Linked DNA regions of Homo sapiens: region 2 is linked to region 1. Evidence: read pairs that join two places in POLR2A ChIA-PET (ENCODE). Cell type or tissue: Panc1. All regions are shown on one strand.

The links. ChIA-PET counts read pairs that join two places held together with the same protein. Peaks named below come from ENCODE experiments on the same cell type or tissue, not always from the same donor. Only the 100,000 strongest peaks of a DNase experiment are listed, where the experiment ranks them.
Region 2: POLR2A ChIA-PET joins it to region 1 with 15 read pairs; 2 of 35 experiments call an interaction of 5 or more read pairs at or near these places.

What each region holds. Positions count from the first base shown.
Region 1 is chr11:114,292,709-114,297,708 of GRCh38, forward strand. It overlaps NNMT (nicotinamide N-methyltransferase), which reads left to right and starts at 3,691. Exons shown (of 3, transcript NM_006169.3): 1 at 3,691-4,002. The coding sequence starts at 3,849. RefSeq lists an enhancer at 3,167-3,667. In Panc1, no CTCF peak of the experiment used is centred here; a DNase peak (open chromatin) is centred at 2,345; H3K4me3 peaks cover 347 bases.
Region 2 is chr11:115,406,246-115,411,245 of GRCh38, forward strand. The region is part of intron 1 of CADM1 (cell adhesion molecule 1); the gene reads right to left. Among named protein-coding and RNA genes, the nearest start is that of CADM1-AS1, 12 kb to the left of the region's middle. In Panc1, no CTCF peak of the experiment used is centred here; no DNase peak of the experiment used is centred here.

The sequences.
Region 1 (5,000 bases):
TTACAAGGAAACAGATTCCTATCTATAATAAAAAATCTGATTCTGACTGTAAATCTTGGAAATTTCTGGAGAGGGTAGAAAAAAATTAATGATGGAGTGAGGGGAAATGGGTACAATATCAAGGCCACATATATGCTATATCACCACTATGTCTAAAATTCCCTGGTAAATTGACCCATGAGTGGGAATGAGGCACATTTCCCAAGGTAAGGATTCAATGTAAGGAAAGCTATCATTGAAATTCCTCAATACCTCAGATTGAATAGTAAAATACGTACTGTTAAGGCCATTTTACTCACCAAAACTGAGGCTTAAGAGTCTCAAAAGTTAGTTTTTCCAGTTGTCCATTTTACAAATTGCTAGTAGCAAACCAGGATAACAACTTACATCTTTGGACTTTCTGGATGTCTCCTGCTGTGCTCCATTACTAGGGCAGTCAGCAGAAGCAGGGAGTGTCTGTGCTCCAGCAGCAGTGCCTGGGGTCAGTCCACAAAGACACCCTGCTTCCATTCTACATCTCCTAGGTCTGTGAATTGACATTTGAAGATACAACAGTTGCAATAATCTGAGACAATTTGCCTGCCACATGCAACTTCTTGCAATGGGCAATCTTAATACCACACAGGTTTCCTTTACTCCCTTTCCCCACCCCAACACACTTGGTGAGCAGGATCAATGACTGATCTAAGTTCAAGGGCAGAGGCTACCATTTGGAATTGCCAGAATAGAGCTGTGTGCACTCCAACCAACAGTGTACAAGGGTCCCCTTTTCTCCATATCCTTGCCAGCATTTGTTATTGTCTGTCTTTTGGATAAAAGCCATTTTAACTGAGGTGAGATCATATCTCATAGTTTTGATTTGCATTTCTCAACTACGAGATATGATCTCACCTCAGTTAAAATGGCTTTTATCCAAAAGGCAGACAATAACAAATGCTGGCAAGGATATGGAGAAAAGGGGACCCTTGTACACTGTTGGAATGTAAATTAGTACAACCACTATGGAGAACGGTTTGGATGTTCCTCAAAAAATTAAAAATAGAGCTACCATATGACACAGCAATCCTATTGCCAGGTATATACCCAAAGGAAAGGAAATCAGTATATCCAAGAGCTATCAGCACTCCCATGTTTATTGTAGCACTGTTCACAATAGCCAAGATTTGGAAGTACTCTAAGTGTCCATTAGCAGATGAATGGATAAAGACAATGTGGTAATACACATAATGGAGTACTATTCAGTCATAAAGAAGAATTAGATCCTGTCATTTGCAATAACATGGATGGAACTGGAGGTCATAATGTTGAGTGAAATAAACCAGGCACAGAAAGACAAACTTTGCATGTTCTCACTTATTTATGGGAGCTAAAAACTAAAATAACTGAACTCACAGAGATAGAGAGTAGAAGGATGGTTACGAGAGGATGGGAAGGGTAGCGAGGTGGGTAGGGGGGATGTGGGGATCATTAATGGGTATAAAAAATAGTTAGAGGCCAGGCGCAGTGGCTCACGCCTGTAATCCCAGCACTTTGGGAGGCCGAGGTAGGCGGAACACCTGAGGAGTTCAAGACCAGCCTGGCCAATATGATGAAACCCCGTCTCTACTAAAAATACAAAAATTAGCTGGGCGTGATGGTGTGCACCTGTAGTCCCAGCTGCTTGGGAGGCTGAGGCAGGAGAATCGCTGGAACCCAAGAGGTGAAGGTTGCAGTGAGCTGAGATCGCGTCACTGCACTCCAGCCTGGGTGACAGAGTGAGACTCCACATCAAAAAAAAAAAAAAAAAGTTAGAAAGATTGAATAAGACCTAATATTTGCTAGCACAACAGGGTGAATATAGTAAAAAATAATTTATTTGTACCTTCAAAAATAACTAGACAAGTATAATTGGGTTGTTTGTAACACACAAAAAATAAGTACTTGAAGTGGTGGATACCCCATTTACCCTGATGTGATTATTTTGTATTGCAGGCCTCTATCAGAATATCTCATGTAACCCATAAATATATACACCTACTCTGTACCCACAAAAAGTTTTTAAAAAGAAAAATAAATAGCAACCGAAAAAAAAAGAGAGGGAGAAAAGAAAAAAGAAAAAAAAATCAAGTGCCTGGCTGGGTAGAATAAATTCTAAGGCCACAATGTTACTGACCATGGGTTTTTTGGCTCTCAGTGTATAGAAATTGACACAAGGCCAATAGTCTTCCCAAACATGCTTTACTGGAACTTACGCCCTGGCATAAGGGCCACAACAAAAGAGAGAGCGAATTCTCTGGCTTGCTGACTCCTTGGAAAAAACCGGTAGGGATTTTTTTATTAGGCAAAGCACAGGAATTGACGTCAGAGGCAGGATGTGCTGCTGGGCAAAGCATACGAGAAGTGGGGTATGCAGGTCAGCATTACTTGGTTGCAATGGTTATCTTGAGGAATGGGCCAACTGGTGGTCTGGCCAGTGGCAACAAGGCTGTAAATCAATTATTCAGCATTCCTTCCCAAGGTGGGACACCCGGCAACATTGTTTATCTCCTAAGGCCAGTTCCTGGAATTAAGTGAAAGGATGACTAATGGACATGTTGTCAGTGAGGTAGTGGTGTGGGTTTTGTGACCAGTGGGAATGCACGAAAGAATGCTTTAGCGGGGAGTGAGCTGAAGCCAAGCCCCATCCCTACTCTGTCTCAAAGTGAGTTCAGAAAAGGGGATTTAAAGAATTCTTTTTTTTTTTTTTTTTTTTTTTGAGACAGAGTCTTGCTCTGTCGCCCAGGCTGGAGTGCAGTGGCGCCATCTTGGCTCACTGCAAGCTCCGCCCCCCGGGTTCATGCCATTCTCCTGCCTCAGCCTCCCAAGTAGCTGGGACTGCAGGTGCCTACCACCAAGCCCAGCTAATTTTTTGTATTTTTTTTTTAGTAGAGACGGGGTTTCACCATGTTAGCCAGGATGGTCTCGATCTCCTGACCTCGTGATCTGCCCGCCTTAGCCTCCCAAAGTGCTGGGATTACAGGCATGAGCCTCCGCCCCCGGCCTTAAATAATTCTTAAAGGAAGTAAAGTTAACTTTGAAAGAACTATCAGGATTTGGATTGACTGAAAGGAGTGGGGAAGCTTAGGGAGGAGGTGCTTGCCAGACACTGGGTCATGGCAGTGGTCGGTGAAGCTGCAGTTGCCTAGGGCAGGGATGGAGAGAGAGTCTGGGCATGAGGAGAGGGTCTCGGGATGTTTGGCTGGACTAGATTTTACAGAAAGCCTTATCCAGGCTTTTAAAATTACTCTTTCCAGACTTCATCTGAGACTCCTTCTTCAGCCAACATTCCTTAGCCCTGAATACATTTCCTATCCTCATCTTTCCCTTCTTTTTTTTCCTTTCTTTTACATGTTTAAATTTAAACCATTCTTCGTGACCCCTTTTCTTGGGAGATTCATGGCAAGAACGAGAAGAATGATGGTGCTTGTTAGGGGATGTCCTGTCTCTCTGAACTTTGGGGTCCTATGCATTAAATAATTTTCCTGACGAGCTCAAGTGCTCCCTCTGGTCTACAATCCCTGGCGGCTGGCCTTCATCCCTTGGGCAAGCATTGCATACAGCTCATGGCCCTCCCTCTACCATACCCTCCACCCCCGTTCGCCTAAGCTCCCTTCTCCGGGAATTTCATCATTTCCTAGAACAGCCAGAACATTTGTGGTCTATTTCTCTGTTAGTGTTTAACCAACCATCTGTTCTAAAAGAAGGGCTGAACTGATGGAAGGAATGCTGTTAGCCTGAGACTCAGGAAGACAACTTCTGCAGGGTCACTCCCTGGCTTCTGGAGGAAAGAGAAGGAGGGCAGTGCTCCAGTGGTACAGAAGTGAGACATAATGGAATCAGGCTTCACCTCCAAGGACACCTATCTAAGCCATTTTAACCCTCGGGATTACCTAGAAAAATATTACAAGTTTGGTTCTAGGCACTCTGCAGAAAGCCAGATTCTTAAGCACCTTCTGAAAAATCTTTTCAAGATATTCTGCCTAGGTAAGTCTGTTGTCTGCATGTCTCCCCACTAATGTGAGTCATATAGATGGAGTCTCAGGGCACGACTGGGTTTTGTGTCTCTCGTTGTTGCTTCACAGCCCTTTTGGCATCACCCATTTATTTAACTAGGATAAAAACGAATATTGGTATAGCGATTCCACAGTTTACAAAGTGCTTTTGTATCCACTGTCTCACTTGATCAAGCAAAAGGAAACCAGAGGACCGGAGTGCTGTCCTGAGTCTACCTTGATTTGCTAGGCGACTTGAGGGAGACTTTTAGCCTCAAAGGGCCACTTAAGTGGAAATTCTAAAACAGTACCTATTCTGATCCTAACTCAAGGGAATGCTGTGAATATGCATGAGATAAAGACCTCCCAATATATGAAGAACTGGGTGATTTTTGGAGAAAGACATTATATACTCAATTTCTTTTTTAATTAACTTTCCTTGAAAGTATTGCTTAATAGTTTTTACATTCTCCATGTAACAGACTTTCTGGATCTGGTGTTCAGTCTGTACACCAGATGTAGATCTTTTTTACCTTCTCCTAGACCTTAAAATTCCTGGCAACATGCCTCCACCCTGGATTGGGGAATAAAAAATGAAAAGTTTTTTTTTTTTCTTTTTGACTTTAAATTTTATTAAAGTTTGAGGTTTTTCAAACTGATGTGCTTTATTTAAAATTCAAGTGAGACATTTTTAGTCTTTTTGATATTTATATTTTCTTTGTCACTATGATGTAAATTACAGGGATTTGGGGAAAATATGGGATTTTTTTTTTTTTTTTGGAGATATAGATCTCACTCTGTTGCCTAGGCTGGATGGAGTGCAGGGATGTGATCACAGCTCATCATAGTCTCGAACTCCTGGACTCAAGGGATCCTTCTGCCTCAGCCTCTCCAATAACTAGGTCTTCAGGCACACGCCACCATGCCTAGCTAATTTTAAAATTTTTTTGTAGAGATGAGGTCTCACTATGTTGTCCAGGCTGGTCTCAT
Region 2 (5,000 bases), 1.1 Mb after region 1:
CGCTTCCTTAAGGATTTCTATTCAGAAAAATTTTAACCAAATCCCTCTGGAGTATGCTAGACCCCAGAATATATAAAAGATGTTAAGATGTTTTAAAGAGGTTTGATTTTTAAAACAAAACAATTAAAAAAAATCCAGATCATTTAAGATGCCTTTACTGAAGATTAAACTAACAAAATCCCATTTCCATAATAAATTTAAAGAATAAATACATGTGAAATATACACTTTTAAAAGGCATCTGCATTACAAAATATTTATAAATATTATATATTATATTTATACATTATAATTATATAATGTAATACTTATATAATTACATAATATTATATACCTTATTATAATAAATAATAAAATATTTATAAAGAATAAATATTAGGTTATATATTACTAAGCAATTTGTATGTTAAGAAGTGATATGGCCAGGCGCTGTGGCTCACGCCTCTAATCCCAGCACTTTCGGAGGCCGAGGCAGGTGGATCACCTGAGGTCAGGAGTTCAAGGCCACCCTGGCCAACATGGTGAAACCCCATCTCAACTAAACATACAAAAAAATTAGCTGGGCATGGTGGTGGGTGCCTGTAATCCCAGCTACTTCAGGAGGCTGAGGCAGGAGAATCACTTGAACCTGGGAGGTGGAGGTTGCAGTGAGCCGAGATTATGCCATTGCACTCCAGCCTGGGCAACAAGAGTGAAACTCTGTCTTAAAAAAAAAAAAAAGAAAAAAAGTGATATATAGTCATAAAATGCCCCCACAGTTGAAGCATGGTAAAATGTAATCATCTAGTGTCGGGTGTATGTACAAGAGAGGCACTTTCCCATATCACACTAAAGTATTAAGTGTGATTGCTGCTGAATTTCACCAGGATTAACTGTAATGATTCACTACCTGAAAGATCAACATACTCTAGCCATAGACATGCTACAGAGGTTTGGGCGAAGGCTAAAAAAGACCCCATTCACCTCTTCGCTGAACTTTTCCAAGACTGCGGGTGCTATTGGTTGATAATGTTAACAATGAATCCATTTCTCTGAAATATTAATTTCACAAGGCAAAATAATTTAGTTCTATGGTTCCCTAACCTTGGCTTTTGGTCTTTGAAGCTGAACCGCTGGATGAGTTCAATGCAAATCTACCATCACCATAAGGAGAAAGAACCAAAGCACAGGTATGGTGTGTGGGCCAGCAGCATCTTGGTATAGAAAGGCTGGAGCATTTGTTTTCATTAAGTGCTGCCAAAATGCCTAGATATGCACCCAACAATCTGATATTCCACATTAGGAAGGTTTCAAAAATCCAGCCAAGAGGACCACTTTTATTTCAAATTTAACTTCGAAAGGATGAGCTATCATGTAAAGGCAGAGTTGGCCAGGAACGGTGGCTCATGCCTGTAATCCCAACACTTTGGGAGGCAGAGGCAGGAAGATTGCCTGGGCAACATAGTGAGACCCTGTCTCTACAGATAATTTAAAAATTAGCTAGGTATGGTGGTGTGTGCCGTTTGGTCCTAGCAACTTGGGAAGCCAAGGAAGGAGGGTCACCTGAGCCTGGGGGGGTTCGAGGCTGCAGTGAGCCATACCATCGCACTCCAGCTTGGGTGACAGAAGGAAAGTAAGACCCTGTCATTTAAAAAAAAAAAAAAAAAAAAAAAAAAAAAAAAAGGCAGAGTTGAGTTGAGTTTTTGTGTATTGAAGAAAGGTAAGCAATTTTAAATGCCAAAAAAGCTCCTTAATTATCAAATTCCTAAAAAGTCTTCTTGCTCTAAAAGGGCTGGGTGTTGGGGGGTGGTAGTAATTTGCCTGTAGGCTCAGAAACTAAATGACAAGTTTCAAGTTTCAGCCCTAAGCAAATTTTCAGTCAAACAGAGCCGTTTTAAAAAAAAACTCTAAAGGAGGTGGTAAATGTTGGTATTGGCAACAGCTTAAACAAAAGCCCCACTCTTTCTTATTTTTACATGTGAACACTGGAAATGAGAATGGAATGACGTCCCCCTTAAAAAATAGTAACACTCCAATGTATTAACTTTCCTCTGCCTAAAGGAAATGTGTCATTTTTAGTTCTTCAAACAATTTTTCCCCCAAGCACAACAGCTCATTTCTTTATACTACAGCTAGTTGGCTGTCCCTGATCAGTTTAAATCCCTGCACAGTTCAAGATCTGGGACTGAAACCAAAAGGAATAAATCAATGAAGGCCTGGATTTCTATCCCACTATGCAGGCCAGCACTCTTCAAAGATGTGGAGCGGCCAAAAGCTGTGGAGAAGTTCCCAACTGTGTTGGTTACTGACCTAAAATCACATGACATAGGAAGGATATGCCCCCATCCCAATCCTGAGAAATCTCATTTAGTCCTGCTTTTACTATGCCATATTACATTACAAAGGTTCTACATAGCCCCTCCTCCTAGTACTTATTCATAATCAACTCTACTCCAAGAAAATTAGTTAAGACATCCATTTCTTATGTGAAAGGGCTCCTAAATAGTCCAAATCTTGAGCTAAAAGAAGCCAATGTTATTTCATCACACAGAAGCCAGGGGCAGAGGGGGAGATGTTGGCCAGAAAAATACTTATTCCAACAGAAAAGTTACATTTTTGATAGTGTTCCAAAAAGAGAATATTGGCAGGAACCTCAAGATTTTGTGCTTTCTGCTGCTACTGGAATGAAATAGATTTTCGTTTTAATCCGGTAATATGAAATAAACCAAAAGCATACAGATTGGCAAATACCAACTCTAGTTGCACAGTGTCACATGTCACACATCATCAGCCCAAGGAGGTCAAAAAGGGAGCCCAGGCAGCTATAACGTATATGAAGAGATGAACAATGAACATTTTTAAAATCCTGATCTAGTGAGAAGGCATAAAGGAATCCACCTGTGCAGGAGACTTCAAAAGCCAGATAAGAAAGAAGAAAGAGGCTTAAATGGAAAATTCATCAACAAGTCAAGAATATAATAAAGCACAACTCCAATTTCTACAAGAACACTGGCATTTCAGGCACTCAAAGAAGACATCACAACACCTCTCTACATAACACACAAAGACAATGTAAAATCCATGCAGCACAGAGTCACTTTAGCAACTGCCAGGTAGCGCTAATCCTCAAAGGAGATTTCTTAAGAATTCCCGTTCTTCACTTTATCCCTTATTTTTCGTTTTTTTTGTTTTGTTTTGTCTTTCTTTTCTTTCATTGTTAAATATTAGCATACCAAAGAAAGGAATGTTGAGAAACAATCTTCATTCATTCACTCAAGGGGCTGAATCTAGTCCTCTTGAATCCAAGTGGCCCACCAAGATAAAAGACATAGGAATTATGGGTTTTTAATGAAGCAGTAACCCAACTAAGTAACTGGAGAAAAGTTCAGGAAAGGTGCTGAAATCTGACCTGGTGGTCAAAATAATCCACGGAGAATGCATGCAGTTTTAAGGAATCTGGGTTCCTTGACCCTCAAGACGATCTTCCTCAGCAAATGCTTCCATAAGCTTGAAGAAAAAAAAAAAAAAATTCCACTGCCTGCTCCCAGATATATAGCATTAGGGCAGGGATAAATTTCAAGCTGGCAAAAGTCCAAACCCAACAGTTGCAGCTGTAGTAGCTGCCTTGTTTACAAAGCAATTCAGGAAGCTTTTAGAGGGCAGAGTGCACCAGACAGAAGGGGGTCTGTACGCAAAACATGGATGCATCCCAATGCTTTCAGAACAGACAACACATCTGTTCCCAGGTCCCCCTTGGAAACATGCCGCATACAAATCCAAGTCAACCTTTACTGCTCATGTTTTTTCAGGAAAACATATCTACTTAAGCACTCAAATCAAAATTATACACTGTTAGTTATTGGGCCCTTGGGCCATCCCCAACATCCTAACCAGAACACTGAATACAACATGCTGCACAATGTTTTGAGCAGACTCAAATCAACTATGACCTGAACCTCTCTGCCCATTAACGATGCTAAGCCTAAGTGTGTCTTCTATTACCCTTTTAAGACTCTTACAAATTGTGCTTCTTAGCTTCTCTCCGATAACATCTATGTCCTGGACAATTATGTGGGTAAAGGACACATCGGAAAATTAACCTGTGTTATCCTCATTATTCCCTCACACTGAGATTTCAATAACGTAACTTACTTCTATTCCCCTTTAGTCCTCTATAATGTTGTACCCTTGCCATTTTCATTTTCTTGCATTGTTTAATTTAGAATTCCTCTCTAAGAAAAATAAACAAAGTCTAGAGGCAGAATGGGAGGGTGGGGGGAAGAGCAACAGAATAAATGCTGAAAAGGAAGCAGAGGGTGCATTATGTCTGTTTACAGAGCTTTAAAAAATGTGAAATGATGAGATGGACAAGAACATGACATACAGATGACGGCAAAAAAAGCAGAAAGGTGCTCTTCGATGTTTAAAAAAAGGGAAATTTAGCTAAGAAGGAAAGTAACCAAACACATAAGAGACAGAAGAGAAAAAGGTTATTTAACAGATGAGTTTAACATGGAGCTTAACACATTTAATAAACAAACAAACAAATGAGTAAAATCTGTGCATTCCAGGGTGTGGCTGGCATACAGCAGTGTTGCTCGCATACACAGAACCATGACAAACTTTTCTTCTATGGGTTCTCTGGGTGGAGTATTTGATATAGCCACAGTAAAAAACAATCATAATCCATTTGCTGCCATGACCATAAAAAGGATTCTTAAATGAAAAAGCATATATACCCTGGTGACAAACCACCGTAGATTTACAGTGTGAGAAAATATTCAGCATAAAATCCTAACTGTGTCTTTGTGTAAGCAGCACCTATACAATAAATCAGCATAGAGCCCAGCTCTGCCATGACTCTATGTAATTACACATATTAATTACATGTTTAATCACATATATTAATAACACCCAGTCTATAATTACAATGTATTCATGTAAACCTAATCAAGGAAAACTAGAGGATTTGCATAAAACTTGTAATGAAAAATATAACGACTACACTAACAAGATAGGGAG